7 separate regions of the Mus musculus genome follow, and regions 2, 3, 4, 5, 6 and 7 are each linked to region 1. A link is a loop called in an ENCODE intact Hi-C map of the cell type or tissue named here. Cell type or tissue: heart. All regions are shown on one strand. Links, peaks and the distances in the headings refer to the core of each region. The heading gives the core; the rest is flanking DNA.

Region 1 (4,319 bases), core at 119-4,118:
AAGAGAAAACACCTGAAATTGGAATAAATCATCTCCACGTTTCTTTCATTTCACCCACAAATGCCTCTCTTCAATTCAGGTCACTTACTGGAGACCTTGCTTTTTTGGGTAACTAAACTTAGACAAACCTACTTCTGTCAGGGTCCCCCAAAAGACACCTGACACCTCAGGAATGTGACAGTAATCATTGTGTTATGCAGGGCCACACACACCCCAGAGCTGCCTGTGTCCTTGGTCCCTAAAGCCAATGCAGGTGGCACCCTACATGGCTAGGGGTCTGCTATGACAAGAGCATCCTGAGATGGGAGACCACCCTGGCTGACCTACTGGATTCAGTACACCTCCCTTGGAGAGGGAGGCATGAGACAGAAAGCCCAGTGTGGAGGTCAAATTCTACACAGCGGCTGGTGGAAAACGCTTCCGGGGCACAGACTGCCCCAGGAGAGCTGCCTCTCCCCTGCCTTCTTCTCAACCCTGGCGATGGCTGCCTTCAACATATCATCTCACTGTGCTAGTTCGCCTAAATTCTGCTCATCTGTATAATGTTTTCGTTTAAGAACGGGTTCATGACACATGGCTTTAATCTTATCACCTGGGCGGCAGAAGCAAGTGGGTCTCCCTGAGTCTGAGGTCAGCCTGGTTTACCCAGCATCCCACAGCAGCGGAGCTAAACAGTAAGACCCTGTCTCAGGAGTTTTGAGAGAGGGAAGAGGGGGATCCTCGAGTTCCATGGGAGCTTTTGCTTCATTTGTTTGTGCGGCTCCTGTGTCCGACAGTCCCTGGAGCACAGAATGAGTGACTGACCTTAACGGCTGGTCCTTCAAGAAATCTGTAGGCTACAGGACTGCACCCTGTCTTCCATCACCTGCCTGCCTTGGCTGTTTGAGAATCTCTGTATATTTCCTGTTGTAGCCACTACATGGTAAAAATAGCCCACATGGTTTCCAGCTGGAACTCATTTCCGTAAGTGCTGTGTCCAGGTTGTGACTCTGGTTAACTAGGAGCAGTGGGGAGTTGCGTTAGCCATCCAAGGTCTTGAACTGGCTGGTAGGTTGTTCTTACGACTGCCAACTCTTCCTCCTCCTGGCCTCCCTGTGTTCTTCCAGTGCTGCCTGTGTTCCAACCACAGTGGGAGCTCTCCTGGACTTCCGTAACTGGTTTGTCCCTGCCTAGGCTGGTCCCCAAATGCAGTCAGTGTGATCTCCCTAATGCTCGCCTGCATGGCACACTGCAGTGCCTCCCCATGGCCTGCCAACCTCTTTTGTGGTTGAGAATGGCCTTTCCAGTCTTGGGTCTGCTCCCTCCTCTCCAGCGTCATAGTTCCTCCTCCCCTGCTGCCGGAGTCCTGCCCCACAAGCCCTGTGCCCTAGTCTCTCCTGTGCCATTGCACATTGCTTTCTGCCAGCTCCAGCAGCCTATGAACCACTCCCTCGGGGTTAGATACCCTTCCACCAGCAGCTTTCTATTCTTACTACATCCTACCTGTTATTAGCTTGTAAGATCTGCTGACTTGTCCTGTCTCGTTAGTCCAGATCCTCACTAGCGAGGTACTCTTTCTTCATTTTTTTGGTGTGTGTGTGTGTGTGTGTGTGTGTGTGTGTGTGTGTGTGTGCGCGCGCACGCACATGTGCGCATATCTCCCTCTCTCCCGGCCCCTACACACACACACACACACACACACACACACACACACACTGCCCCGCCCCACCCCACCCCTACAATGGAACCACAGAAGATGGCTGGAATGAATTTGTTAAAGGAAGTGATTTGTACTCTACTTTGTAAAGTTATTTGTCACCCACATTGTCCCTGTAGGGGACACATAGCCTTTCCTGGGTGAGTGACACCTCAGCCTATGAACCTAATCCATACATATCTTCCTTTGGCACTTTCGCTCCAGAATCACTGTACCTTGTGGTGACAATGAGCCAGGAGAACTACAGAGTGTCTGTCTGTCTTAAGGGGTTACTTGTTGGTCAAGTTGGCAACTCATAAAATCCTCTTCCAGTACAATCCAGTCACCATTAAAAACCAGCCTCCAGTAACCAGCTAAGAAAAAATATCCTCTAGGTGATGGACAAACAACAGGCTCAGAGTCCCTTCCCCACCCCCAGGAAAGCACAGTTTGAATTTTACATGTTTGTTTGAGGCAGTTTGCCTCTCCAACCTCACCCTCTGACTTTTCCTTGTGACCCAGATATAGGAATATCTTGTGTTCTCTTGCTCCCTCTCCTGGCCTGGCCTGCCTTTAGCAAGAAGAGCACGCTCTTAGAATTGGCACCGACTGGGTGGTGGGGGTCTGAGCAGCTGAACAAAGCCACCAGCCAGCTCAGCACGGTTTATTAGAAGATCCACGGGAAACCAGCAACAAAGTCTTTTCTTCATATTTGCAGTGCAGCCTGACTGAGTGAGGAGGGGCGGTGCTGGCACTGGGAAGACATGAGCCTGGCATCCTTTCTAAGGGATGAAATGCTTCCCAGAAAAAAAAAAAGGGGGGGGGGGAGGCATTGCCCAAAAAAGCACTAGATAACTACCCTTTTTACAATGTCTCCCTGAGGACATAGAGAACCATGTATGCTGGTTACTCATTATCCAGTCTAGTGCAGTAATAACCCCTCTGATAGTCTACTCCTAACATGCACCAGACAAAGTCCTGTAACAGCTGGCCTATGTCATGGTGAGGAGCAGGACTATGCACCTTTCCCACCCAAAGATGGAATGTGAATGCTCTTCAGAGCCTGGCCACGTTGTGCATCCTTTCAGGCACACGGGCCTGAGACAGGACACAGGGCTTTCCCTGGTGATGGAGGGACAGCATTATAGCCCGCACTCTTCATGAGGAGAGCCAGGACATCACTGGTCTTCCGAAGGCTGACCCTGCTCCCTTTTTTATTGATCACATGGCTTCTTCTTAGGCGCTTCATAATCCTGCCAGTTCACCGTGTGTTGCTTTCCAAAATATCTTGCCTGCTAACCATACCGTCTTTCCTACTTTCCTTTCCTTTCTCATGCTGACCTAGGATGGCTTGACCAAATCTAAAGTTTTCCAACTTAGCAGACTGAGAACAGGACAGTTCAGTTTACAGAGTTCACTCTCCGCGCCTTCACTTTCCCACGAGCTCGCAGGCTGCTGCCCTCTGAGCTGCAGCTCTGGCAGAGTGTGTCCTATCTCAGCACCCATCTGCTCTGCTCTGTGGTGTCGTGCGCAGTGCCTGGCTTTCCCAAGGTGCCAAGCCCTTTGTGTTCTGTTGCCTCTTTCGAGACAGAAGGAAGACACTCATTCCGGGTGTTTATGGAAGGTCTTTTCCTAGAAAGCCACGAGGTTGTTCTTGTGTCTTTACTGAGGTCAGGGTCCCTGTGTGCGCAGAGCGGTGACTGATTTGTGTTAGTTCTGTGCCCTCTCATTACGCAGCCTGCTTCTGTTTCAGCTTAATATGTTAGAGAACACACTCACGCTCTTCCTCTCATCTATTGTCCCAGGAACTTTAACAATGGTGTGGGCGAACATTGAGACACCTGTTTCATGTGCCGTTTGCACAGTCTAAGTTCCTCCACGATAGAATTTTTTTTTTTTGCTTTCAAGTTTACGTTATGACCCAGAATAATGAATGTTCAAGTAATATTTTGTGCTGGTTAATTAGTAACATCTTATTTATAAAAGTTACCTAATTTATTCAGAATTCATGCAGAAAAAATACAAAGTGAGCATTTCTTTATGATCTAGTGGTTTCAGTCCAGTAGAGTAGTATTTGATTTGATAGGAAAATGTGACCTTTTGCTGATGTTATCGTCCTCTGAAATTTACAGAATCGTCTTCACCGTGCATATGTTTAGTAAACTTCTAGTATAGTCCATGCAGGAGGCACATCAAAACTTTAAGTTGAAGAACTCATTATCTAGAGAGAGATTGTGGAATATTCACATGATATGAAAGAACACTGGAAAACAGCTCTTACATGGTGGTCTGCTAGTAGTGTCTGTTGCCCAGGTCAAAAAAGGAAGGCACCAATTGAATTGGCACCTCCTTTATAGAGATTTCTCCTGGCTCCTTCATTCTCTGCCAATGGACACCCCACTCTGTCCTCCACAGTTTCCATAGGTACCATTGTCGTAGGGCTGTTGGAGAGGTCAGGTCCAAGTGCACCTAAGTACTTAGTACAGCGTCAGTAAATGCTAGAAGTCAAAAGCAAGGCTGAGCATGATTAGAGAAGACAACTAGAAGTACCAAAATGATGAGATTGAGGGAATTTTGGAAGTCATACAAGGAAGGCAGAAAGAAGAGAGTCCCTTCTCAAACAGACTGTGTCAGGAACGTTCAC
Region 2 (4,319 bases), core at 135-4,134, 230 kb before region 1:
TCCCCCTGATTTATTTCTAGAAATATCCTTTGGTTGACTCTTTCAGGCCACCCTATTTTTCCTGTCCTGGCCCTAAGCTATAACCTTTTCCTCATTCTTGGCATTGACTGTGCAAGCAGCTTAAATCCATTTCCCAGACTCAGCCTCCCTCTCCTACACTTGGATCTTGTGCTATTGCTTATGAGAAAACATCTGTACATCCTTTGACCTATACTGTGTATAAAATCTGTATCTCTGCTGCCCAGCAGTCACCACTATCCACAGGTAGCCAAAGTCCTGGAATTAAGACTAGTGCACATTGGTAGATGCTATATGTGAACAGTCCATATTATTTCAAGAGCCAGTGTAAAATGTAAAATATCTCATTAATAATTTGTATATTAAGACAGAGCATATTAAAATAATATATGCATACTGTTGTACTATAATATATATTACTTATAATATATATTTTATATATATTTGGGCTAATCATCTGGGTTATTTCCTAAAGCTTTCTAAATTACAAGTTCTCTTTGGCATCATTCTCTAAAACCTGCAAAAACAGAATCTTAATGGCTCTGTTAGCTAATGCAGCGTATATTGTGATTACGAAAGTATGGATCCACAAAGGCAGTGGGCTTAAGAAGTTTGCATAGTTAGTGGCCTTCCTGGCACCCTTGTTAGACTGAATAAACAGAACTCCCTGACAGATCCTCTCCAGTCTACCATGTGGGACAATCTGACATTCTGGTGAGTCACTTTCTAATGATAGTCTTTCTTTCGTTTTTTCGTATGTAAGAAACCAGCGTTTTAAATAAGATGTGGCAAATATTAATCCCTAATTAATGATCTCTTAATGCAGCAAAATGAATTGCAATTTCTACAGAAACAAGGAGACAATTTTTATGTATATCAGATACCCCAATATGCAGTTAAAAGAGTATAGAGTGCTTCAAATCCTGTGAAGGCGAAGCTCTAGGAAAATCCTATCAGTTCCAACAGCATGTACCATTTCTGCATGCTGTTAAAGTGCAGGCCTGGGGAAGCAGCTATGTTGGCAGAGTACTTATCTAGCATGAACAAAGCCCTAGGTTTGATCCGCAGCACCACATCACCCAGCATAACACACATAACACATTTGTAATCCCGGCATCAGGGGTTCAGGCAAGAGGAGGGAGATTATTTTTGCTGTGTGCTTTCACCCCTGGAAAATGCAGAAGGAAGAAGGCATTCTTCGGTCAGTCATCAGTTGCCTGAAAATGGCTGCGAGCTCCTGTTCCAGAGTGCCTGCCTCATCTGTCTCCCTGTTTCGTGTCTTGAAGTGGAAAGAACCATCAGAAAATTAAACAATAGCAGTCGAATACCTAGGAGCAGGAGGGATTGATTCCTGAAGTGAGTCAGGGGTGTGTCATCCTGTGTGACACTGACACCAAGCTAATTGAATGTTGAGACAAACATGCGTTTGCCTGTGTGTGTGTGTGTGTGTGTGCGAGCGAGTGCGCACTCACACATGTGTGAGTTAAAGCCTTCCTGTCAGTATGTGAAGTGACTGTGAAGGGCACCACAGCAAACTCTGGTTCTATCAAGAATGTACCTATTTTTAACATGCTGGATCAAGTGTCTGCAGTCATAGGGGATGAGGAAGGAGTAGAGAATGTGTGTGTGTGGGGGGGGGGAGACTGACTTGAGGAGATTCTGTAAAGGACCCTCTGGCGTGTTTACAGTTCAGCTGTGCATTCTTAATGGCTCCACTGCTGCCAGGTCAGGTAACATTTTCTTTGCATGTGATGAATGGCAGAGAATTCTCTTGCAAGGGAACCAAGGAGCTGGGAGGGGGGAAAGGGGAGGACAGGGATAAGAAACACACAGCTCCAGAGGGGTACAGCCCTTGCTTTGCAGTTGCCTGTGTGGATAGAAACCAGATGGCATGCTGGAACACCCGCTTGGCTATCTGAGGAGCCAAACATATGGCTAATGGTGGGGAGAGCGAGCCTCAGAGCCAGAGCTTTGCTGATGTTTCATATTACAGATTGTTACAGTGTGTCATTACATGGCAAACCTAAGTGCTTAATACCCACTGCAGGCGCTGGCCATACACTTACAAGAAGGACTGTTAACTCTTTGCTGGCTCTGAATGGAGGAGTGACATCATCGGGAGACTGAAAATGTCTGGTGTGGAGGAGAATTTTGTAGTGGAAACAATATTGTTTTAAAACGTGAGAAGCCATCACTCCACTGAATTCAGCTGTGCTCTGAGAACCTTTTTGTACGAGACTTTATTTCCCCTTCTCTTCCTATTTCTCTTTCTTTCTAACACACACACACACACACACACACACACACACACACACACACACACACACACTGAGGTTGGGGGGGGTGCTAAAATCAAAATCCAGGCTGCGACACCACTCTGGTGGGTCAGACAGCATGATCACCTGGAAGCCACATAGCTGCACTCAGAGGTCGCACATTTGAAGTTTCTGTTTGGGAAGCTCTGGGCAACAGCAGGTCTGTGTTATCTGAGGAGCTGCTGAGCCCATTCATCTGCTTTTCACAGCCCGCTTCCTTTTATTTTTAGCCAGATCCGTCAGGCCTGACAGGCGGGTAATTCGAGCCAGAGGAAGGGCAGCGCTCCAAGTCCTTTCCACAAAGCAATTCTTCTCCTCCCTCCTGGGAGGGCTCCAGACTTGGCCTGCTTCGGGCAGATGGATTTGTTGAGTCATGTGAGAGAGAGCATTTACACAAAAACACAGTGAGGCAGTGGAAATGAGACAGAAAGAAGGAAGGAGAGAAAAAAAGAAAGAAAGAAAGAAAGAGAGAGAGAGAGAGAGAGAGAGAGAGAGAAAGAAAGAAAGAAAGAAAGAAAGATAGATAGATAGATAGATAGATAGATAGATAGATAGATAGATAGATAGATAGATAGATAGAGTAGAGCAGCCAAAGCAGAAAGGAGGGTGAGTGAGCCAGGGAAGCTTGTGGCCTGCAGCGTGCAGCCTAGTGCAGGAATTCTGCAGCAGTCAGTGCCCGAGGAATGCCATAGAGGCTCTTGTATATAAGGTAATGTCTAGTTTACTGCATGGGTGGAACCCGGCTAGACGCTTCCTCTTTTTAGCAGAGGAAAGCAGTACTGGGAAACTTATATGTATGTATATATATATTTTTTACAAGCAGCACTCAGTAACAAAGACCACACTGTGACAGTGTTGGTTCCAGTAGCGGTAACTGACCAATGGGCTGCTTTAGAGAAAAAAATGAGTTTGCTTTGTGATGTAATACAAGTTTGCTTTGTCTGGACGCCAGCAAGACTGAGGACACAGAGGAGGGGGAAGAGGAAAATTGGACCAGGACTTTTGGTTAATGGTTTCCAGAGATCATTGAGAGAAGTTGAGTGGAGGGGGGAAAGTGGATAATGTGGAGAGTTGCTGTGAGGTATACCGTAATTACGGTAGGTAAAACAGAGCTTTTCCTATGGCTTCCGTGCTCAAGCTGATGTGAACGGTTTTGAAACGCTGAGGAAGGCATTGTTTCCCCCCACCCTGCCAGCACCCCCACCATGGCACTAGTTTCTCCTTTAGCATTTGGACAGTGAGAAGAACCAGATTCTACATTATGGGAAGCAGCATTAACTTCATGGATCGGTTTTGCTTACTCTTGGTACCACAGGCCTTTAAAACAGTCCGTGGAAACGGTCCCCGCTGCTCATTCATAAAGTTTGAATTAGTTTATATACAATAGTGCAGGAATTCTCCCGGTTTTGCAGAATGAAAGTCTGCCTAAGAGAAAAACGACCAAGTTATCTAAGTGTGCGATCCGTCCAATGGAAGAAAGCACACAGTGCAGAGATCAGGAAATACATGGACACTGAAATGGAAATGGAGAGACGAGGGAGTGACTTCATAGACAGCATCCCCGCAACCTTGCATTTATTCTGAACTCCACTAGTGCAGCCTTCCCCGCCCCCTTCTCAGCCTCCCTAGAATGTAGGTCAACTTCACCATGGCTCCTCATATTTTGTTAGCATTTTAAAAGTTGGAACATTTTGCCGATGTTTTGAGACGGAAATGTATTTAAGTTGCCTGGGTGGTTTCAGTAATTCTGGAACGGAGCTCTCACATTCCTGCTGTTGCTAGTCACCAGTGAACTGGAGTAGTCAGCATGCAGAAACAGCTTCAACTAGAACAAGCACAGCGCTCACAGTGTTGCTGATCAGACGCTCTGACGCTCACACCCCTCCACGTCCCTTCACGCTGCTCCGGTGATTCCGCTGCGCTCTTACAGGGCCGCTTTGAGTTATTATGCTTGAAGGAAGAATGAGGACATTTTTGTGGCTGTTG
Region 3 (4,319 bases), core at 192-4,191, 290 kb before region 1:
ATACTGGCTGTTTTCTTGACTTGACATCTATCCAAAAGACAAACTTGAAAAAAAAAAAAAAACAATTTCTCTGGGAACCTGAATTGAATGTGTATCTCCAGGCAGCCTCGTGATTCACTTTCTAATAACTGTGTTCCTCGGATCTGACCTAGTAAGCATTTAAGCATCTGAAAGTAAAAGTGATAACACAGGAGAGCCAAAGATAAAGAGGTGGAACATGGATCCTGTTTCTCCATCCTCAGATTTTAACTCTGTTCTTCACACTCCGGCCTCTTGATGGCTGAAGAATTTGCTATTTGAGGTTTTTTGGTGAGAGAAGAGGATAAAAATTGTAAGCAATGATTCCTCTAATCCTGGGAGCACTCTACCCTGGGAGCACTCTACACTAGAGGAAGAATGGCATTCACGACCAATTCCATTAGCGTTCCTAATTGGGAATGTTAGCAAGCAGTGACAGAGAAAGTAGTGACCTTTGTCCCCATTCGAGGCAGTTTCAGGAAGAGATTATCTTGCCAGATTAGCATGTTGCAACTTTGAGCTGGAGATCTGAATGGGTTTGAAGGACTCTGCTTGGCAAGTGTCCCAGTTACCTGGGGTTTGTGAGGGTCACGGCTGTGTGCTTACTCAGCGCCACTCTGCCTGGACTGGACAGCAAATTGACACTTCAGTCAAGAGGCATTCTTGGGGCTGGCTGAACCTTAAGTGCACGGGAAAGGCTCAGTTTGGGAAATAATAGAGCGTATGAATGTACTGTGGCTCATTTCTTTTTAGCAATGAGTTCAAAATTTGGAGATAGCTAAATGCGGAGATACTTAGTGTGTCAGTGTTGGAGGTTTTAAGTGATTAAAAAAATCAGGCAGATGAGTGCATGAAGATTTCTATGCAAACAATGATGAGCTTAAATTAAAGCTGCTGATTTAGTGGGAGAATTACTCACATTGATTTGTAGAATATCTATATGGGTTCAAGATTCCATATTATGCAAATGAATAAACCCTGAAGAGTCAAACTGAAGGGAAAAAAAGAGAAATTATCTGTGAAAGATATTATTACCATTCAGTGAGAGGAAAATGTAGACACATTTCAAATTAACCCTTCCTTCGCACACATTCCATGGGATGACGAGCGTTGGGGACAGCAGTCCTTATCAGAATTGTAAGGAAGCTAGGCAGGCATGTTGCCATCAGTTCCCAGAATCCTCTTGCAGCCACTTCCAGGTTACACTCTGTTGCCTTTGGCCACCTGGTGTGATAGCCAGTTCCTGCCCTTCTGACCTCAAGCCAGTATCAGAAAGGGATTGTATAAATAGCGTTTTAGGAGGAAATTGGTTGCTCAGCATACCCAGTGCACTACTTCGGTGAGATGTCAGCATTTGAGCGAGAGACAGGCAAAGAAGTATGCAAGAGAGGAAGCCTGGAATGTTCCACTGTGGTGATCAGCTGATGGTCTCTGTGCCATGGTGAGTGAGGGGGTCTCGTCAGGAGCTCAGCACCGGCAGGAAGTGGAGACAGGCTGATCAGAGGACACAACCACAGTAAAATGAAGATGTAAAACATGGCTGATTTGCCACGATCTGTTATTCTGGGAGCTTCACCTGTGAGACGCTGGATTTGAATTCTTCTGCCTGTCACAGGTGTGTCATGTGACATTTAAACTCATCTTCAAGGGGGAAACAACGTGGCCAAGGGTTTGGGATTTTTGTCAGTTAATGGCAAACATCCTCTGAAATTATCCTTGAATTCATGAATATTATGGTGAGGGGAGGCCGTGCACCCAACTTCTTCCACCATCCTCTTCACTCCCCTCCCCCCAGTTTCATTGATAAAAATGGACTGAGGAAATTATTTCAGAATTGGTTTGACCTCTTCTGTTAGCACAGTGGTGCTCTCTGGACATGAAGAGAGGCTGACTGGTTAAGGGAGCAGTGCTTGTTTTAGATAAAGCCCTTGCCTGGTAAACAACTCCTGGGGGATGAAGTCAGAGTTGCTTGCTACCCCTCCAGCAACCATGCTATGTTGAGTTGGTGGCGCCATCTAGTGCCAGCCTCTGGAACTGTGCTGGACTCGGTCTTTCTCATCCGTGATATAGGGTGTGGAGAGGCTTTTCTGCCCAAGGGTAGTTCAGTGGAGAGTGCGCTCTAGTTCCTGAGGGTAAATATACCTCCATCGTCCCTTCCCCGACTCCACAGCTCTCAGAACCCTTTCCTTCTCTTCCTTTTTTCAACTCTTCCTGAGTCCTTCTCCTCCCCCTTCTTCCTGCTCTCTCTCCTCCTTACCTCAACCTCTTCTCCCTAGTCACCAGCTCTTCTCTTCTCTTCTTTGTTCTCCTCCTCCCTTCATCCTCTTCCTCCTGGGACTAAAATTGAGAATAACTATCAATACTTTTCTTTTCCCTTTGTGCGGAAGTCTCGTAGTAGACTTGGTCCTTCATTCTCTGCTAATTAGACATTTTCCCAGACTCGGTTGGTTGGGGGTGGGGCTGGGGGCTGTCTTCATTCTTCTTGGAGCCGTTGTTGCAGTAGTATTTCCCACTTGTAAGTTATACAACCTCCAGTGCACACTTTTAAGCTGGAGTGGTCTGTGGTCTGTCCTGAGATGCCCCCTGATGGGCACATTGCACTTGGCTTTGAGGAAATGCGTTCTGAGTTCCAGACCTTCCACGTGGACTTTGGGATTCTGTGTTAAATGAGAGAGCAGAACTGAAGGCACGTGGGTCAGAGTCTGGCATGAGATGGTCCTGTACAAGCCGCCAATGGGGCCTGAGTTCGTGTCTGAGTTTCAGTCTCCCTCATTCAACACTTCAATTCCCACATATGTTAAACACCTCCTATGTGGCTTTGAATGCAAGTCTCTTCCGAAAAACAGGAACTGTGCTTCGGTTACCGGTTCTTGTGGTCGATAGGGCAGCTATTTTGATTTGTCAGAGGAGAGGAAAAGCAGTTAAATCTAGTTAAAATTAAAGCCAGTTAAAATTAACTGGCTCAGGAGATTTGAATGCAGCTGTTCCACACATTGAAACACGGAGAGTGAGTTGTTTTTTTTTTAAATTTTTTTATTACCACTCCTGATTATTACTGGTCATTACTTATTTTTGAGCCAGGGTGTAGATTATCTGCATGTTTTGTTCTAACAGAGGAAAGTAATAAGTGGGCGGCGGTGGTGTGTGTGTGTGTCTGTGTCTCTGTGTGTGTGTGTCTCTGTGTGTGTGTGTCTGTGTGTGTGTGTGTCTGTGTATGTGTGTCTGTGTGTGTGTGTGTCTGTGTGTGTGTGTCTGTGTGTGTGTGTGTGTGTCTGTGTGTGTGTGTCTGTGTCTCTGTATCTGTGTGTGTGTCTCTGTGTCTGTGTGTGTGTGTGTGTCTGTGTGTGTGTGTGCGCGCGCACGCGCGTGCGCGTGCATGCGTGCAGAGATTCTTGTGTGTCCCGGTTTTGTTGCACCCTGCATTGTACATGCCACAGTGCTGCGCAGTCAGCAGTCCCCTTGCTGACTCATGTGCCGGGGCTGTGGGGCTCCCTTGGCTGCTCTGCCTGCGGTGCTTAGGACCAGCATGGCCTGGGGAGGGTGGGAGGTCGGCTGTCATTGGGTCTGTGATCACTGTGAACTGGCTGGGTTCTTCTTCCCTCTGTCTCCCCAGCACAGCCTCTGGCTGGTAGGAAAAGCAGGCACATGTCTGCCTCTACAGGGACAGCATAGGGCACAACCTCATTTCTGGAAGAATTGGCTTTCACTTTATTGTTTTGGGAATCTTCAAACCCAGACAAATGGGTAAGGAGAGATTCTGCTGTTAACGACTTAGCACCCCCTCAAGGACTTTTTAAAACTTGAAGTGGACTTCCTTGGCATTACAGACACTTGGCCCATTTCTCCCTCTGTGGGCAGCAGAAACAGGAGGCAGGGCCAGTAAGGGGGTGTGACTAGCAAGTGAAGTCGTCCCCTGGTGACCACAGCCTTTGTTTATATCTGTTGCTGGCTATTGATGTGAAAACAAAAACAAAGCGCCTAGCCTGGGGTCAGGAAGATGCTGTCACCTGACTTAGCTGACTCCCTCTGCCTGTTTTGTTTACATAGCTCCGGTTTGGGTTTTTCGTCAGAAAGTGTGAAATGCTGTTTTTTCTGAGGTCGCTACATAAACTTCCTTTTGTGGACGGGAGTTGATCAGATCATCCTAGACTCCCAGACGATGATGCAAAGCTGCTGAGCTGGCGCAGGGAAAGCTGAGCAGGGGCTGAGACAGAGCCTCTTGCTAGCCTGGAGAAGCTTTCTCCAGGAAAGGAGGGCTCTCTGACCAGTAATAAAGAGAAAGCCACAGTGACTGTAGCATA
Region 4 (4,319 bases), core at 105-4,104, 150 kb before region 1:
TAGGAAGACCTCGAAGGGCACCCCAATGGGTACTTGAGGAAAGGGGCAAGTATGGCTGATATGTAAGCACACGTAATCTAATACTTCTGTCAGATTGGAAAACTCTGTTCAGGGGCCCTGGACAAGTCTATAGCATGCTGCCTTAGATGGGGAAATGGATGAAAAGTGGGTCCAGCTGATGTACATAACACCACACATACCATTCTCTTGCTGGCCGTACGAAGCAAGGCTACCCAGAAGAGAAGCATGGTTCTTTTCGTTGACTAGGTAGTATGTCTGAGACTTAGGTAATTTCTCTTATCATCCGCATCTTCTGTGCATTCATTCTTTCTGCTGCCGGATTCCCACTGCTGGGTGTCTCCCTTTACTTCGCATTAGCTAGTGCCGTCATCCAAACAAAACAAGCCTGGATGTGGTTGTGCACAGCATGGGCAAGGGCAGTGTCCTCTTAGCATGACCGCATTGGCGGGAGGGAGGAAGCTGTCTTTCCATGCTGGGTGGAGAGCGATCACTTTGCTTGGCCGGCATAGCAGTGATGAGATTGGGGTTTTTAGTTACGTGCCGAAGCAGCTGGCTCTTGTGCGTGTGCCCTTGACATTCCCATTGACCTCTTCCTGGAAGTCCCTTGTCTCTGCAGAGGAGCCAGTGCCACAAATGCTGTTTTCCAGTCACACTGGATATGACTGGAAACTTTATAAACTTTAGTTTACCTTTCAGAATGGCCATAAATTTGAAAGGTAGGCTCATATGTAAGAAAAAAAGAACTAAATTCCCCATAAAAAATGGGGCAGGTTTAAAGCCACATTCCGTTCTCCAGGAGCTCACGGGCCAATGCAGAAGTAATTGCTGAGACTCAGGCAGGCCTAGAGGTACAGGCAGAAGAACTCCTCCTGTACCTGTGGACCGTGGCTAAAAGGGGCGTGTCTGGGAAGGAGGAGAGGCCAGTGAAATGCCTGGTCAGTGTCCCCTGGGATGGCCTCTCAATCCACTCTACTGGCAGTCATGATCAACTGGAGAAAGTTCTTGCACTAGTGAGATGCGCAGGGACTAGCAGTTTCTGACCGGGAAGCACACTCGCTGTGTTTAATAAAAATCTTAGTTTCCGAGGCCTTTGGACTCCTTCCTGGAGAGGATGCTGCGTAGTGGGAGCTGTTGAAGCCCAGAACCTCCACAGTACAGCCAGCAGCTGAGCCTTGCCAAGGGCCCGGTTAGGCCAAAGTTGCCATCCCCCTGCCCCTTTCTTTTACTCTAATTATCTTCAGTAGCTTGAGTTGGTTAAATCACACCACATTCTTTCTGATTTTATTTTTACTGTAAATTATTTCGGAGCAAGCAAAGCCCGTCTCCCCAGACTCCCTGAAGCCATTGCCAGGAGTGGATTGCTGTTTCTGAAAGGAAGAGGGAAGTGTATTGTGTGGGGAGGGGTGGGGTGGGGGCTGTTGTGGTGGCCCTGTGTCTGCTGAGGTTTAACATCGAGCCCTATCCCTCTTTCCCACCTGCTGCCTGAGGCTTGCCCAGGGGAGAAGAGCTGTTGAAGGGAAAATGGCTTCCCTGACCTCCGAAGGAGGCTGAGGTGAACAAACTTTAGTCTTTTCCACCTCAGAAGTGAGGGCCACATCCTTCTGATGCCCGAAGCCACAAACCCCAGAGCCAGAAGCAGCCACTTACAGGATGGTATTTGCAAATCAGACATGGTTCCTGCTCTCTATTTGGAGCAATTTGGGTGGGTCTGGGCTGGAAAAGAGGGAAAGTGTGTTGCTTTTTTTAATCCAACAACTTATAACTGTGTCAACACATAAGACGGTCTGTCAAAGCTTTCCTCTGGTGTTGCTGCTGTGAATTAATTTTGAGAGTCACTTGTGAGCAGTAAACACTTTTGCAGCATGAACAACTCTGTACAGTAGGAGTTGTCAACAGCTTGCTGTCCCCCACCCCCACCCCCGTGAGGGGGGAGTGAGGCAGAGCAGCGGGCGCATACACACACACACACACACACACACACACACACACACACACACAGGAAGCTGGCTGAAATACAAGGAACAGAAAGTCACCGCCACTCCTGTTGCTTATCTTTCGGCGGTTTCCTTTCTTCTATTGACCACAAGAAATGGGAGGATTTGGAATGTGTGCAGCTGAGTCGGCCTGTGCCTCTGGGCATTTGGACACTTCTTGCTGTTTGAGAATTGGCTCTAGAACTTGTGGGCCACCTTGAGGTGTTTTTTTTTTTTTTGTCCCTAATTGATTAGAGAGCCACCACATGGAGCAAGATACAAAGACACATACTGTGTCCAATACTGATTTGAAAGAGAGCCTATGGGTTTTTTACATTTTGTGGCAGTAGCCTTGCGTATTCTGCTGAGCTTCATCCACACAGTTAAAACAGTCTCTCTCTTGACTTAACACCTGATGGAGCTCTGTGTGTACCTATAGGTAGCTCTGTGTTTCTGTTTGTTTAGGGATCTCCATTTTCTCTCTACTCTGTCTGCCATCTAGATATTGGGGTGACTAGCCAAACCAGACCAGCACTTTCTCTCCAGCATGCTCTGTGACACATAGCAGCTCCCAAAGCATTCTACGACACGCCAGTGATGAGCATCCGTGACTCTGACCCTCATTTTGAGATCTGTACAGAGCTGTCCGTTCCTTTCACATCTACAAAAAAGAAAAACAAAAAACTTAAATATACCATCCTCCGTCTAGAAGCTACGGTAGGTGTGTTAGCCGGCCCAGCTGCAGAGGCGTGGGTTTCCTGTGTTTATGTTAAACCTGCTGGATACAGTCACCCTCCTGTTTTGTTCCTAAAGTCCCTTTCTTCATGCTTTACATTTCCTCAGTTGCCTGACGTGCATTATAGACATGTTAAACCTGTTTGTAGCTCACAGACCACACAGCAGAGGCTAGAGACTGCCTCCTCACCTGGTACAGTGCTTTCACTGGGCACACATCATACTCCAGAAACAGGGGAGACCTATAGGTCCCGAGGGGACACAGGGGGTAAATGGATTGGGTCTTCTTCAGCATCATTTATTTCCAGGAGCCCTCAGGGAAGACCCCAAACACTCACTGGTGACATGGGTCATATGTGCCAGATATGATCTTGTGACTCTGGGACATGACAGGATTGGGCTCTCTGAGGGCAGTAAGGACTGAGTGCATCCCGAGGCAGGGGCAGGGACTGGCTGCACAGGCTCCTGCTCTCAAGCCAGCACACGACATCTTGCTCTTACTTTGTCAAACGATGTTGGCAGGGATCCAGTTTGCTACGCAGTGGAAGAGTAGACCTTTCCTCTTTCCTAAGAGATGGGCATGTGGAGAGGAGTGGTCTTCTGAGGCAAACGTCCCATCCTCCTCTCAGTCTGGGCTGTGCTCGGTTCACTCCATTCCTGACTGTAGAAGAGAGAAAGAGGTGGAAACGTGTTAGAGCCCTCAACGAGTTAACTGAGAGTGTTTTCAAGTAAGAATCATCATGAAATGTATGGAACATAAAAGGCAAATGCAAAATACTTAAATGACAGGTGGCATCATCTGAAAAGGACGTGGGGGCTGATCCCAGCGCCGCGATCCCACACAGCTGCATTAATTTGCCTAATCACTGGATTGCTGTACCCAGTGTCTATAAATAAACACACAAACTAATCTTTTGATTATCCTCCTTTTTTGGGGGGAACATTTAATTTTCCTTGCTTCCCCTCCCCCACCCCATCTTCGTGTCTTTTCATTGTGATTAAACTGAATTTCTAAATCTCGAGTTAATACAGCTTCTCCTATAGCTATTAACATTAGACAGGCGACAAGCAAAAAGAACAAAAAAAAAATCAGTTCACAGAGAAACACAGGTGGCCACTAGCTGTATAAAGGGGGTATTCAGCTCTGTGATCATTGATAGGGAATTTGAGGTGGAAAAAAATCAATTAGTTGTTATTTTCAAGTATCACATAATCACACAGATTAAAATTATTGGGAAAGCTTTAGCAACTGCAAAAGTGTGAGAAACCCCATGCAAAATGAGATGCGTGTGCATGGCCTGGCTTCTCAAACCCCCAAATGCTGGTGGTCTGTACTCACCACCAAGGACAGATGCTTAAAGGCAGGCTACGAAGTGCTTGCGTCTTTAGAGACAGCGTCTCCTCAAGTGCTCAGGCATAGTGCAGGGCAGGAAGGAGGACCTGAGTCCAGTTTGTTGTTGCCAGGCTCCCTGGTGTTCTTACTGCTGGTCCCCAAATCACATTGACCCCTGGGATTAAACTGTGGTCCTGTGTGTAGACAGATGCTTAGGAATCTTGCTCCCCCAAGACTGTCAGTCTTGGTAATTTTTC
Region 5 (4,319 bases), core at 193-4,192, 110 kb before region 1:
GTCTGGGATTCTGAAGTGACATCTGCGTAAAAGCTTCACACGGTGTCCATGTGAAGCCTGAGCTCACTGAGCGCTTACTCATCAGCCGTGGGAAGTCAGCCTCGCCTGCACTGGCATGTCCCCGTTTCCATCGCATTTCACTTGTGTGCTCCACAACATCAGTAGGGGAATTGTATGTGTGTCTTGGTGTTTACTACAAAGTTACTACGTGACGTTTTTCCCCTGGCTTCTCCATGACAGCCTGCTACCCGAACTACAGCTCTGAGCTCCTGTGAGCTGAACCCTGGTGAAAGAGCTTTGACAGCATCTAAAATGTTTGGAGCCTCCCTCCATTCTGAAGAGCCTCCTTTGTTCCAACTGCCCTACCAGTGTTGTTGTTGTTGTTGTTGTTGTTGTTGTTGTTCTTCTTCTTCTTCTTCTTCTTCTTCTTCCTCCTCCTCCTCCTCCTCCTCCTCCTCTTCCTCCTCCTCCTTCTTCTTCTTGCGTCCAAATTGGAAAGGGAGCAGGGGGCTCTCCTAAGGAGGAACGGGTCTGTGGAGGATTGCGAGCACTCATTCAGAAGCTATTCTTAGTTCCCAGAACTATAACGAGGCTGGGCTTTTTGTCCTGCTGAAGCTCCATTAAGGAACGATCCCTCTACCTGCCACCTGATTCTGTTTTCCCCAAGGACGCCTGGTGTTTTCTTCCCTCATATTCTGAATGGACTGGCTTCTGAGTCAGGCGCATCTTGCAAGGCAGTGAGTCCTGTTGCCGTGATGGCTCACCTACTCCTCAGCTGTCCTCTGAAGTCTGCATTAGCAGCGCTTGCTGCAGACCTGGATTCATCGTCAGAAGTCAGCCTGTCCACGGCAGCAACTTACCCACATTGTCACGCCAGTGTTGGCAGCTGACCACTGCTGCCTTGCACTGCTGTGTTCCTGGGCTCCCACTGCTGCAGATGAGAAAAAGAATGCAAACAACAGAGTCCCCCACCAGAGCCCATAGCCATGTTCCAGAGGACAGTGAAGTCATTGTTCAGAGGTGACCTAAGGACGAAAGCATTTAAACAATAAGCCCTCTTGTGAGATGTGGTGAACTATGCACTGCAGACATTGTGAAGTCCTCTGTCTCGGGGAAGGCAGTTTCTGCACGGGTTTCAATACCTTCTTGACAGCCATTTAGGAGAGGAAAGTCACTTGTCTCACAATAGCATCCAAGCAGTTTCTGTCCTAAGGAACGCTAAAGTGTGTTCCTTTATATAAAATACACACTGTAATTTATAGAAATCACAGTGCTCCATTGAATTGCAGTCCCCTCCCCCTCCCCTCCTTACCTGAAGTAGAAACTCCATCTGTTTGGTAAAAGCCTTCTTTCTTTGAATTTTCTTTTTATATTTTGTGTGTGTGTGTGTGTGTGTGTGTGTTGTGCACACACATGCACATGTCACTGAACACGTATAGCGAGGTCAGAAGACAACTTGCAGGAGTCAGTTGTGTCCTTCTCCTGTATGTCATGGGGATTGAACTCACATTGTTAGGGCTGCTACCAGGCCCCATATTGAGCAGCTCGCCCACCCCTCTTCATTCTTTGAATAATATTTATTTCTTCCAAATGAAAAAAGGGATCCCTTCGGTTGCTTAGATTCCTAATGAGGCTCTGAGGCTTGATAATAATCCTCGGAACACCTTGTCACTGTTGAAGCATGGGAAAAGAGGAGCCCTGCTTTGAATTTAGTTTCGTTTGGATTCATTTAATTTAATATTTTTTGGTTTTGTTTTTGCATTGAGCCTTTAAGGGAGGCTTGGTATATAGACATATACCCTTGTTAGCTCACACCAGTATCTCTGGCAGAACCCTGGAATTGTTTCCGTTTTGATGTTGAATATATGACTTTCCGTGATGGTGGAGGGCGCGGTGCATATGTTGACTGGCCAGAGGTGTTCTGTCACGATATAAATGTAGGATTAAACTATTAAAATTGCCAATTTGATGTGTTTGCAGATCACTGTATACAGCACCATTGCAGAATCCTCCTAATTGAAGAAATGTTTCATCTCTATCTCTGTTGACAGGAAGGATCGCCTCCTGATAATTGCTTTGCTTAAGTGTCTGATAATATGCCAGGAGTGAGCGCATTCTGTGTTAGGTCATCTTTAATTATGCATGTACCACCTGTCAGCTCTAAATCAGGATCAGATCAGATCCTTGCAGAGTCACTTTGGGGAGGGTCGGAGAGAAGCCAAGGTGATCTCTTTGAGAAACAACAGAAATAGCAGTAAACATTTCTCATCACCTGAAAGCGCCTCGGGGGCATGGCTCATGAGGCACCAGCCACTGGCACATCTGAGAAAATCCGAAATCTCACCCAAGCAAGATAAATTACCTCGGAGACAAATTACGGAGAGCTTGGAAGTGCCCCCTCCCTCCCTCCCTCCCTCCCGCCCGCCATCTGTGGCACTTCCTTTTTATTCTTTCTCATCCTTGTAAAGGAGCCAGGGAGAAGCTCAGACACATTTTTATAAGCTACGTGAGGACAGGAAATATGATAATGATGTTAGATTTCATACATTTGGGGGATTTTTTTTTCAGTAGTTAGTTGGCTTTTTTTAGAAGGACAAATGTGGGTTGGAAGAAATGCTTGCTACCCTCTGTCAGCTTTTAGTAGTTTTAGTCTCACTTTTCAGGGCTGTTTGGGACTTTCTGGAGGGATGTTTAGGGTTCTTTACCGAAAGTTCTGTTCCCTCCACTAAGAGGTGTTTTTCTCTGTTCACCTGTCAGAGGCTTAAAGGCAGAGTGAACACACGTTCACTCTTTCATATAACAGGTGGGCTTGACTGACTGCAGAGGGGCAGGCAGAGAAGGGGCAGGCGGAGAAGGGGCAGGCGCAGGGAAATGACTGAACATGCTTTATCCCATTGTGCAGCTCTCAGAACACAAAGGGGAGGCTCCAAGCCTGACGTTCTCCAAGCTGGGGGGGTGGGGGGAACGCTCCTGAGATGGCTTTGCCTTTGACCCACTTTTGGAAAATCCTGAATTTCTCTATGTCAGATCCAGCTGAATAGAGGGACAGGACCGCCATAAAAGTGGACCTCCAGCCCCACAGAGCATTGGGTTATGACTCTGAATCCCTCTTCACCACCATCCAGTGCCTAAGGTGACGTTTACTGCAGTGGGCATGCATCCAGGTAGCACAGAGTAGGTCTGACACTCACTCTCCGGTCCAGCGTTTGTCACTTAGTGTGCAATTGCACAAGTAAAAGTTACACAGGACTGTCAGCTCCACACAGCGCAGACTTCTCTCAGAAGTGACTGCAACGTGCCCATGCCCGACAGAAGAAGATCCCAAAGTTAAGTCCAGGAGAACCGAGAGAACGAACCAACAAGTAAAAGCAGTGCCACCATATTTTCTCATCCCCGCTCGTCTTTGCCAAACCCTTTCCATCTGCCTGGGAAGATTGTGTGCTCTCTCCACCTGCCTGACTCCTATTTTGAATGTTATCTCCTCTAAGAAGCATCTTTAAATTTATTCTTTTATAATTTTATACATGTATATAGTGTTCTTTGCTCAACTGCCCTCCCTCCCCAGTTAACCCTCTCTTAATGCCTTCTCCCATCACCAAATCCCTTCTTCTCCTCAGGCCCCCCTCCTGCTTTCATGCTTTTGTGTGCGTGTAAGACGCACTGCATTTAATTAGAGGTGAACATGAGTGAGGTCATTTGCTTGCACAAGAGCAGTGTGCCAGGCTCATTCACAGAGGAATATGATTGCCATCTCTCTGTATCCTTTAGCTTATTACATCTCCTTTGAGAGTGGCGAGGCCTTATGAGCCTCTCTCGGATCCATGATGGAGAACTAACTGGTGGGCCCAGCTCTACGAGGGCAGCCACTGCTGCTTTGAGTCCATAGGTGCGATGGCCATGTCCTGTCCCCTAGACAACACCTATAGTACTCTTGGCATCTTCCAACTCTTACTTTCTTTCTGCTTCCTCTTTCTTGGCATTCTCTGGGCTTCAGAGGGATTGATACACATCTCCCACTTAGCTGAACATTCAACAATCACTCGTTCTCAGCACATTGACCAGTGATGGGTCCCTGCGTTAACTGTCACCCATGTGAATAGAAGCTTCTCTGAACAAGGCTTAGAGCAACGCTAATCTGTGGATGTAAACATAAATGTTGGGAGTTCAGTTTGAACAGCCAGGTGTGGTGACACACGCCTTTAATCCCAGCACTCGGGAGGCAGAGGCAGGCATATTTCTGAGTTCGAGGCTAGCCTGGTCTACAAAGTGAGTTCCAGGACTGCCAGGGCTATACAGAGAAATCCTGTCTCGAAAAACAA
Region 6 (4,319 bases), core at 219-4,218, 200 kb before region 1:
ACAGGGGTGTGTGCGGGTGTGTGCGCATGTGTGTGCAGGTTCACGCGTGTGCCACGGCGCCATGGCAAACAGGATAGACCGGAACCCCACTCATGTATCCCTCAGATGCTGTTGACCCGATCTATTTTCACTGTGACAGATTCTTCCTGTCAGAACAGAAGGTGCTTTCCACAGACAGACTCTATTGTCGGTACATTTGCCTCTTAAGTTTCTCTGTGTCTCTCAGGTGGCCACACCCAAGCCTTCAGACGGCGGTGCTCACCACGGACTTGAGCTGTTATTTAAGGGGACCTTAGCTCTCCTCCAATTGTGTTTTTTTTTCCCTCCAGAAGGATTAATGATTTTTGTTTGTTTGTTTGTTTACAGGACCATGTTCTTAATGTAGAGGAAGGCCAGCTATATGTATGAAACAGACTCAAGTTAAAAACAATGTAATTGTACCTATTGCTTTGATTTCACACTTAGTAACCACGCCCACCCCATGCCCCTTCAGTCAGCTGGTCCTTAACGGGGACAGTGTGTATCTGAGAACTCCATCCCAGCTCTAACACCAAAGTCTCTAGACGTTCCCTTAACCCAGCCTCCCTAAAGTACTAATAGAGACACCGTGTACATTGAGCACTTAACCCTTGAACCTTGTAAGTGAGAGCACTTGATAAGGTCGCCACTGCAGCAGGTATTAGCCACTGCCGTAGGAATGGACAGAGAACTTGGCTAGGTCATGACTCTAAAAATCTAGCTTCTATGTTTCATAATGAGCAAACTGGGACTGCACATTTGCCCTCCTGCCTGTTTTGTGACACCTTACAAGGGACTATTAATTTCTGTCATTCTTGCTATCTCTTAAGTTTCTAGTAAGAACACTGCCTCTAAATAGTAATTTCTAACCTTTTATGAGCATTATGGTAAAATCAAGCAAAAGCTGCAAAGTATATTTGAGAGTAAGTTCAGAAGTTAGAGTAGATGTTCTCTCGGAGGATCACTAAGACTTGGAGCACCTGGAGAAGGCTGCAGACGGAAGCCCTGGATGGTTATAGCTCCAGAGCTACATGTATGCTGGAGCTGAGCTCAGTTTGTGTCTACTTTACTTTCTATTCTAGGGGCTGGGGCAGCCAGGAGTGCAGTGATAAATAAAGCTGTTAGCTAATGTGTCAGCACGGAGGTGGGTGGGGTAGCCCTCTTCCTTTCTGCTTTAAATACAGCAGGGGAGCAATTTCTCAGGATATTTTTTTGCCAAAAAGAAAAAGAAAAGAAAAGCCATTACTATAGTGTTATTTTAAGGGTGGAGGGAAAGCTGCGTCACACAGGAATTTTCAAAGTTGGTTACCGGAGTGACAAAGAACCGAGTGTATTGATGAAGTTGTCATAATGTAATGTCCTGTCTGCAGTTTTTAAATTGAGCCCAACAGTACACAGAATCTTCAGTCTTTGCTTTCAGGAAGTTTATACTGCACGGCAGAAGATACTAAAGCTTGCAGACATAAAGGCCAGTGCATTGTAATAGTTTATAAACATGAATGGTCCTACTTCATGCCAGGTAATCAATCCATCAGCAGATAACCCTTCATTCAGGGATTTTGTTTTAATTTATTTAAAGAACTTCCTTCTTTTCTTTGCCATCAAAGTAGTATGCATTTACTTTAGAAAAAAAAACAGGAAAGTGAAATAAATGTAATAAAAGAAAAAAATCACATAATTTCACCACCAGAGAAAATTCTATGGTGTTAAAATTTTCAGCTCATTTAATGTGTCCTTTTAAATATACTCATGTATTTTATGCAATTGAGACCTATATGTGTAATTTTCCCATGTGCTTTCTTCATAGCCTGTTTTTGTGTTGAGAATTTTAGAGTCCCATTCTCATGGTTTTATATGCTGGAGTTGATGGCCAGCTTTCAGTCCCCTGCAACAGTCATTTACTGTACAGGACGTCAAAGACCATCCTGAGGGTGTGCGAACCCTCAGACCTGCTTCCGATACAGAGCTATTGTTCACCTAAAGTGGAAGCCCAGCCCGCTGCATATTTCCTCAGGCTGGGTGGCTGCACCGCTTTCTCTGCCCCCATTGACTTATCAGGCCCCGAGCACACACACACTTGTTTATCGCCGTCTTCCTGATACGGAGCCTTTGGACAACTGCCCAGCTGCATACCATTCATACCCGGACTTTCAGCTTCTGGTGACGACTCAGGTGCTTAACCCTTTCAGTCTCCACAGGAATCACTGTATAGGGCCCTAACCACAGATGGCCACTGGCTAATCACCTGCCTGCTTATGTTCATACACACAGATGAGTGGCTAACCAGTAACTGCAGTATACGAAAGCAGCTTAGAGAGGCTGCCATCCTCTCCACCCCCTTAGCCTTACCTCGTTTCAAGGTTCAGCTCTGTATCTCGCAGACCCTCAGCAGCCTTCCTTCCACGGAATGACAGAGACCATCCCTGGTCTCCTGAAGGGTGGGTGTGCCTTGGCTAGGACTTGAACAGAGGTCAGTTAGAAAGAAAGCCTCCACTTCACAAAGCTTCACCTGTTCATGTGCTCCCCCAGGTACACGCTCCTCTTACTGCTGCGTCTGTCCTTGGACCCGTCTGCGTGATGGGGAAGGTGAAGGGCGGTACAGGGCGGGATGGCAGAATCAGGTTGTATAGGAATCTTGGGTGAGGTTGAGCATCCTTGCTAGAATTCTGTTTCCTTGCCAAAGTCTGCCTTGTTTTCTTCAAAGCACAAACAACAGCCCCTTTACCTGGGAATCTAAAGAGGGAATTTGCACGTGCAAGGCCATAGCACGCTAGGACAGAGGAGCATCAAGGAAGGTAGAATGTTCTGCACATCTCTTCTATTTACAGAGTTCCCTCCAAGCAGGAGTTAATCGGGCTATCCTGCCGGCACTTTCTAAACTATTACCTTGTTCACTGTGAATACCGTGTCTGTGAGTCATGGCACTCAGCTTCATGTAACACATGGTGCGAGCTGCTTAGAACTTTAGGGAAGAGATATTGGCTCGGCCTATGCTGGTGAGGAATAAATTGACAGCCTTCACCGTGCGTCTGAGAAACACAGAGACGGCTTCAGCTGCCCTGTATGCATGGCTGAGGATGCTTACTCATTCCTCTTCAAACCACCCTGAGTTTAGTCTCTCATGAGCACCATTGCAACTCCCATGCGACGCCATAAAGCATGTGGCTGCTGGCTGCGGGCATGATGCAAGGGCTGGTGAGAGATCCAGCCAGCCCTTATTAACTAGCTCTGCCTATTAAATCTTGACAGTTAACAGAACTCAGTCAAACATCCTTGATTGCAGGCAGCTCCCAGAGCCCTAGAGCAGGTCTCCAGCAGTAATCGGGTGGTCTGTCCGAGTTGCCCATCATACAGCCCCTGTCTGGACTCACCTTCCGCATGCAGTGAGGCTTTCCCTGCAGGCAGTGAGGATGGGCAATGACCCGGAGTCCACTGTTTCTGTCAAGAGTAGTCGATTTTTGTTAAAACTTCTTCTTCTGTTGAGTGTACGCTTGAGGATCAGGGATCTGTACGTTACTAGGACTATCAGAAACGTCACAGATCATGCTTAACCTATTAGGTTCATAGTCAGCCACTTTGGGGATCGCAGAGTTGAGGCACCAAGTTCACTGAGTGACATTACAGAATTGTATAGCTATAAACATAAATGTCAACCTAAGCCATTCGATTTTTCTATAAATAATCTCACGTAAACGTCTGGGCTTGGACATCGGATGCTAGCACTGAGGGGGGTTAGGAAGGTCGTAAGTTCAAGGCCAGCTTGGGCTGCATAGCAAGGCCCCACTTTAATAAAATATAATGGGACAATGCAACAGGAGACGAAGGTTCATCTGAATGTGTACTTCGGGTGTGGTTACTGCTACGGGGAAGACAAGACGCCCGTGTGATGTGTATCATCTTTCCTGGTACGGGGTTAGGTACATGTTATATAGTGGCGGGGGCTTCTCAGACGGTGGCTTCTGAGATTGTGTGTGTCTGAATCTTAAAACTACAGTTAAATTTACAGTTAAATTTACCACTTTCACGATTTCAGTCTCATTTGTGCATGGAACCAGGAGCCCAGTGGGTGGTCAGTATCTTAGCCCCAACCAAAGACAAGACATGGTAAGAGAAAGAATCCTGAGTGATCAAACTGAAGGTGAGGCAGGTGGACTTGGAGAAGCAAGGAAGCCTTGACAGAGAAGCTGTCGTTGAGCTTTGCCTTCAAGAATATAGAGGGTCTTCCCAAGCAGAGATGAGAGAGGTGCATGTTAGAGAGGAGGAAGCAAGCTGTGTGTGCAGGGGTCCACCAGACATTCACC
Region 7 (4,319 bases), core at 153-4,152, 300 kb before region 1:
AAGGGGCAACAGCAACCTGACAGCATTCAGAGGGGCAAGCAAGTGACAGCTGTGGAAACTCAGTGGAAGTTGAGGTTAAGGAGATGGAAAGAAACTCTAAGATCTTTTAGACTGGGAAATATATAGCTCTTGGTGGCTGGAGGTCCCCCTCCATTGGGTAGGCCTTTAAAGAACTCTTCTTGGGTAGGGAGCTGCTCTTCTCAAGGCCCACTTCCCATAAAAGGGGGCCTGATTCAGCTTTCCAGGGTTCATGGCTCATCTTGTCCAGCTCCTTCAGGGAAGCTGTAGTCGGCCGCGGAATGTCAGGTTCCAGGTCGGCTTTCCCTTTGATGAAGTGCCCATGGCTCTGGCGACCTCCCCACGTGCCACACTGGCCTTCGCAGCTCTCCCAACCCCACTAGCCCCACAAGCCCTGACTTTCAAGGCCCGGGCAAAGAGAGGCGGAGCTAGGAAGTCATCCGGGCGGGGAAGACAGGGCTCTTCGGGCCGCGCGGCCCGCACAAAGCCTGGAGCCCGGCGTCCGCGGCGGCGAGAGGCGCGCCCCCTCCCCGAGCCAGCCGGCGAAGCGCGCGCCCGCCAGCCGGAGCCGGAGCCCCGAGAGCGCCATTCGCCGAGAAGCTTACGCCAGTCACCCGGCGTACCGCGCCCCAGCGGCCGGGGAGGTGCGCTGCCCCGCTCCCGTAAAGTTATTGTGAATGGGGAGCGGGTGACGTCAGCGCCGAATGTCAACAATGTAGCGATTGAGAGTGTGGGCGTTCCGGGAGAGCGCGAGCCGCGCGGCGCAGCCAGCAGCCCCGCCGCCGCCGCCTCAGCAGCCAGCCCCGCGGCCGCGCACCGGGCTGCGGTCGCCCCTGCGCCCCGCTTCGCCCGCCGCCCCTCCCTCGCGGCCCGCGTCCCCCCTCTCCCCCGTCGCCCCCGCCGCGCGCGCCGCTCCCCTCCCCCTTCCCGGACTCGGGGGGCTGCGAGCGAGCGAGCTGCCATGTGATGCGCATCCCCTCCGCCTGCTCTCAGTGACCCCAGGACCGCCCACCACGCCGGCGGCCGGGAGGGGGCTGCGGGCTGGGAAGACGCGGGCAGGACCGGCGCAGGGGGACGAAAGTTCCCGGGAAGGTGAGTGCCCGACCGGGCCGCGGGGCCGAGGCGACGCAGCGGGGCAAGTTTGCACGGGGAGCGGGCGAGCGGGGCAGCGGGCGGCGTGGGGCCGCGGCGGGCAGCGAGTCCGGAGGGCGAACGGCCGCTCCCCGCCCACGGCCGCCTTATGGCATTTTCTAGGAACGGGAAAGGGGTGGGAGCCGAGCGGAGGACGCGGCGGCGGGGCGCGCTCTCCCGCCTGCCTGTTTACGGCGGGCGAGGCGGCATTGTATTTTGCTCGCGTCGCCGGGTGTTTTGGAACAGCAGGGGGAGGAGGAGCCGAGGGTAATAAGTCAGTCGTGGGGCGGGAGGGCGGGTGGGGAGAGCAGCGCCGCCGGAGCCGCAGCAGCTGTCAGACCCATGGCCCTGCCTCCGGCCCCAGCCCGCGCTCCGGCCATTCCGGGTGGCCTGGTCCCTCCCTGCCCACCGCACCCCCGCGCGCGGCCGTTCCGCGAAGACCGCGGCTCTGTGGCCCTGCGGCTCTGTGGCTGTGCGCTCAGCTGTCAGCCGCCGCAGGGTGGCTCGGATGACCGCGCCGGGCGCTAGAAAGAGGCAGCCCCGGTCCTCGGGCGCAGACGTGCCCAGGGGAGCTCAGGGCTTCCAAGAGGGGACACCTTGTAACCGCCTTCTCCCCAAGGCCCTAGAACACACATCCACACCTGTGTGCAAGTCTCTCAATCCCCAGGGCTCCACCCAAGAGTCGAGTTTAAGGAAGGGACAACTCGCTGCACCTCCCCGCACCGCGGCCCTCGCAGTTCACCCACCCACCGGGTGTTCAGGAGCGAGCGGCACCGAGAGGGCGGCGGGCGGCGCTCATGGACTACCCCAGGTGCCCGCGAGAGAGGACTTGATTCAGCATCTGGGCTGGGCGAGGATTTGCGGAACTTAGAGGAAGCCCGCAGGGCGGCGCGTGTCTGAAGAGCCGCACATCCCAGGCCCCCGGGGTCGTGGGCACATTGAATCTCCCCAGCCTCCTCTTGTATTCATGCAAGTTTGGCAACTTGGGCGAAGTTCCTGCCAGGCTGTGGTCCGGGTGGTTTTGTGTGTGACCCAACAAGATGCTCCTCGCATTCCGCGGGTCCAGCCACTGCTGTCGCTGCCTCCTGGAACGAGAGGGGCTGGAGCGTCCCACCCCAGAGACCCAACTGCGACTTGCAGCGGGCTTGTGGGCGGCCAGGCGACGCGTTCCTGGATTTTCACCTTCGCTGTCTAGTGTCATAGTCTCTCACTCTGTTAATTTCATCTGCTGAGTGTATTTAACTAAAAAGGGTAATTACTTTAGATAAAAATGCTTCCTAGCCTAGTGGGAACCTTGGCGGAGATACTGCCTAATGAGATCTTTTTTTTTCTTTTTTCTTTTTGCTTTTGTCTGTTTAAGAGTAAAATTAGAGATGTTAACTCTGATAACGGTTTTCTCAGATCATTAAAATGTATCATGTAGGAAATTGTGCCGCTAAAGCTCAGGCTGACTAGAAAAGCTAAGCTTGAACTGCCTTATGCCCCTCCTCTTGAAGAGATGGCTATTTCTGCAAGGCAGCGGGCGACTTGCTTAAAATGTGAGGTCATCCCATCCTGAGCCTCTAACAGCTTGCCAGTGGTCGGCCCTTTTCATTCTTGCAGGTAATAAACGTGGTGGAAAAAAAAAAGACATCTTGTTAGAATTAGTCTTGCCAATTCACAGTGTTGCAGCCAAACTGTTCCAGTGAACGTTCTGTCAGTGTCTCTATTGTAATTCAGTTTTCCAGGCGCTTATAATCACCACAAAACTTTGTATGGCTTCTCCTGTTCTGTACTTTAAAACTATTGATCACCCACTTTGGCACTAATTGCTATGTTTGAAACCCAAAGTCATTCAAATGAAGGTGGGTAGGGTCCAGAAACGAGATCTGCCACCATAAAATAGTTTGGTTAATATTTACATTTTGTATTTTAAAGGGCTTCAGGTTTGCCACATGGTAATCTAAATGTTTGAATAAATTCTTTGACTATCAAGGGGGTTGGAATGTCAGTTCGTACAGATCTGTTTTCCTCCTCAGGTGTATGATGTCTAAGTGTCCTAGCTAGATTGTAAGCACCCCTGGTAGGTAGTTCTTAGTGCTTTGTGTGTTGTGTGTCAGAATCTGCCACCGAGCAAGAGTGAGGCAGAAAGAGTCGGAGGGAATCAAATAGCCCCTAATTTACTTTCAGTGCTACCGGTGTCTGGGAGGCTGCCTGGGAGGCTGCGGTGTATTCTCTTTCCATTGAATTATGCCCTTTGACTCAGAATCTTCAGGCAATTCCCTTCCAGCCACTCACCTCTGGCTGCTGTGTGAGGGGCTTAATTATTTGCAAACTGCCTTGAAATCCCAGGATGAAAGGCACCGAATAAGTGCAAAGTATTGTTATTCAGATATGGAATTTAATGATCCATTACAGTTCATCAGGAAAATGCACTTTGCCGTGATGGGAGGAAATGTTTCCACCTGATGGAGGGTAATAATAAGTGCTTAAAAGTAGGTTCAGATTACAGATGAGACAATTAACTCGAGCCATGTGCTCTTCAATTTGTTGCAATTCATTTTGTGATCAAAGTGAGTTACAGGGTGCCAGATGGTCAGGTTCACGTTCAAATCTCTCTCAAGCCAGCCCTGCACTTCTGTGCCCATGGTCAGCCCAGCCAATGGGATGCAGTAATTCATTAGTGACTGGGAACTCTATTCCTCTGAATCTGTGATGCAGCCTCCTTCGATGCCAACAGAAGGGCCCAGGCCAATCAGTTTTGCTGGGAGCAGTTTGATTTCACTTGGATTAGCTCTTGCTTAGCATCTCTGGTATGGATCCAGTCTTAACAAGGAAGAAAGAGACCCTTGGTCTCTCAAGCGACACTGCTCTTGGTTTTAAACCTCCATCGGATTTCAGAGACTTAGTTTCTGGTTTGCTTCAAAGGCTGGCCTGACTGTTGAATGAGTGAGCCAGTGCTTAGGTAAATTAGCACCTTGCTGATTCTCTGGGGGCACGGGGGGGGGGGGCGGGATGTAGGATCATGGGATGGAGTGAAGAACAGCCTCCGAGGCCAGGACCGGGCATCTGCACACTGCTCTGCCCTCTCTTGCTCAGATAGCACACACCTGCTTTAAAATTATGTCTTTGCCTCTTCAAGATCTTAAATCATAAACAAAGAAAGGGGCCTCATTTCCACTTTCCACCAC

Evidence for each region. Hi-C counts contacts between places; a loop is a spot of excess contacts. Peaks named below come from ENCODE experiments on the same cell type or tissue, not always from the same donor. Only the 100,000 strongest peaks of a DNase experiment are listed, where the experiment ranks them.
Region 2: it touches region 1 in a loop (2.4-fold over the local background); 7 of 42 quality-filtered maps call a loop at or near these places.
Region 3: a loop joins it to region 1, with 3 times the contacts of the local background. A loop is called at or near these places in 17 of 42 quality-filtered maps.
Region 4: it touches region 1 in a loop (2.0-fold over the local background); 4 of 42 quality-filtered maps call a loop at or near these places.
Region 5: it touches region 1 in a loop (2.0-fold over the local background); 6 of 42 quality-filtered maps call a loop at or near these places.
Region 6: a loop joins it to region 1, with 5 times the contacts of the local background. A loop is called at or near these places in 2 of 42 quality-filtered maps.
Region 7: a loop joins it to region 1, with 5 times the contacts of the local background. A loop is called at or near these places in 17 of 42 quality-filtered maps.

The regions. Positions count from the first base shown.
Region 1 is chr4:32,536,021-32,540,339 of GRCm38, forward strand. The region is part of intron 2 of Bach2 (BTB and CNC homology, basic leucine zipper transcription factor 2); the gene reads left to right. Among named protein-coding and RNA genes, the nearest start is that of Bach2os, 33 kb to the right of the region's middle. In heart, for the core only: CTCF peaks have their summits at 1,225 and 2,244 (motif pointing left); a DNase peak (open chromatin) is centred at 2,251; H3K27ac peaks cover 2,288 bases.
Region 2 is chr4:32,301,299-32,305,617 of GRCm38, forward strand. It overlaps a transcript of Bach2 not described here. Among named protein-coding and RNA genes, the nearest start is that of n-TGccc3, 73 kb to the left of the region's middle. RefSeq lists an enhancer at 605-4,112. In heart, for the core only: no CTCF peak of the experiment used is centred there; DNase peaks (open chromatin) are centred at 1,913 and 2,543; H3K4me3 peaks cover 1,645 bases; H3K27ac peaks cover 3,524 bases.
Region 3 is chr4:32,246,430-32,250,748 of GRCm38, forward strand. It overlaps a transcript of Bach2 not described here. Among named protein-coding and RNA genes, the nearest start is that of n-TGccc3, 18 kb to the left of the region's middle. In heart, for the core only: a CTCF peak has its summit at 2,042 (motif pointing left); DNase peaks (open chromatin) are centred at 2,032, 3,532 and 3,962; H3K4me3 peaks cover 1,177 bases; H3K27ac peaks cover 2,699 bases.
Region 4 is chr4:32,386,038-32,390,356 of GRCm38, forward strand. It overlaps a transcript of Bach2 not described here. Among named protein-coding and RNA genes, the nearest start is that of Bach2, 29 kb to the right of the region's middle. In heart, for the core only: no CTCF peak of the experiment used is centred there; DNase peaks (open chromatin) are centred at 484, 1,064 and 2,034; H3K27ac peaks cover 3,180 bases.
Region 5 is chr4:32,430,209-32,434,527 of GRCm38, forward strand. The region is part of intron 1 of Bach2 (BTB and CNC homology, basic leucine zipper transcription factor 2); the gene reads left to right. Among named protein-coding and RNA genes, the nearest start is that of Bach2, 15 kb to the left of the region's middle. In heart, for the core only: no CTCF peak of the experiment used is centred there; no DNase peak of the experiment used is centred there; H3K4me3 peaks cover 554 bases; H3K27ac peaks cover 943 bases.
Region 6 is chr4:32,335,723-32,340,041 of GRCm38, forward strand. It overlaps a transcript of Bach2 not described here. Among named protein-coding and RNA genes, the nearest start is that of Bach2, 80 kb to the right of the region's middle. In heart, for the core only: no CTCF peak of the experiment used is centred there; DNase peaks (open chromatin) are centred at 1,159 and 2,059; H3K4me3 peaks cover 1,430 bases; H3K27ac peaks cover 3,454 bases.
Region 7 is chr4:32,237,980-32,242,298 of GRCm38, forward strand. It overlaps a transcript of Bach2 not described here. Among named protein-coding and RNA genes, the nearest start is that of n-TGccc3, 9.9 kb to the left of the region's middle. In heart, for the core only: CTCF peaks have their summits at 660 and 1,965; DNase peaks (open chromatin) are centred at 652, 1,042, 1,512 and 2,002; H3K4me3 peaks cover 2,798 bases; H3K27ac peaks cover 3,037 bases.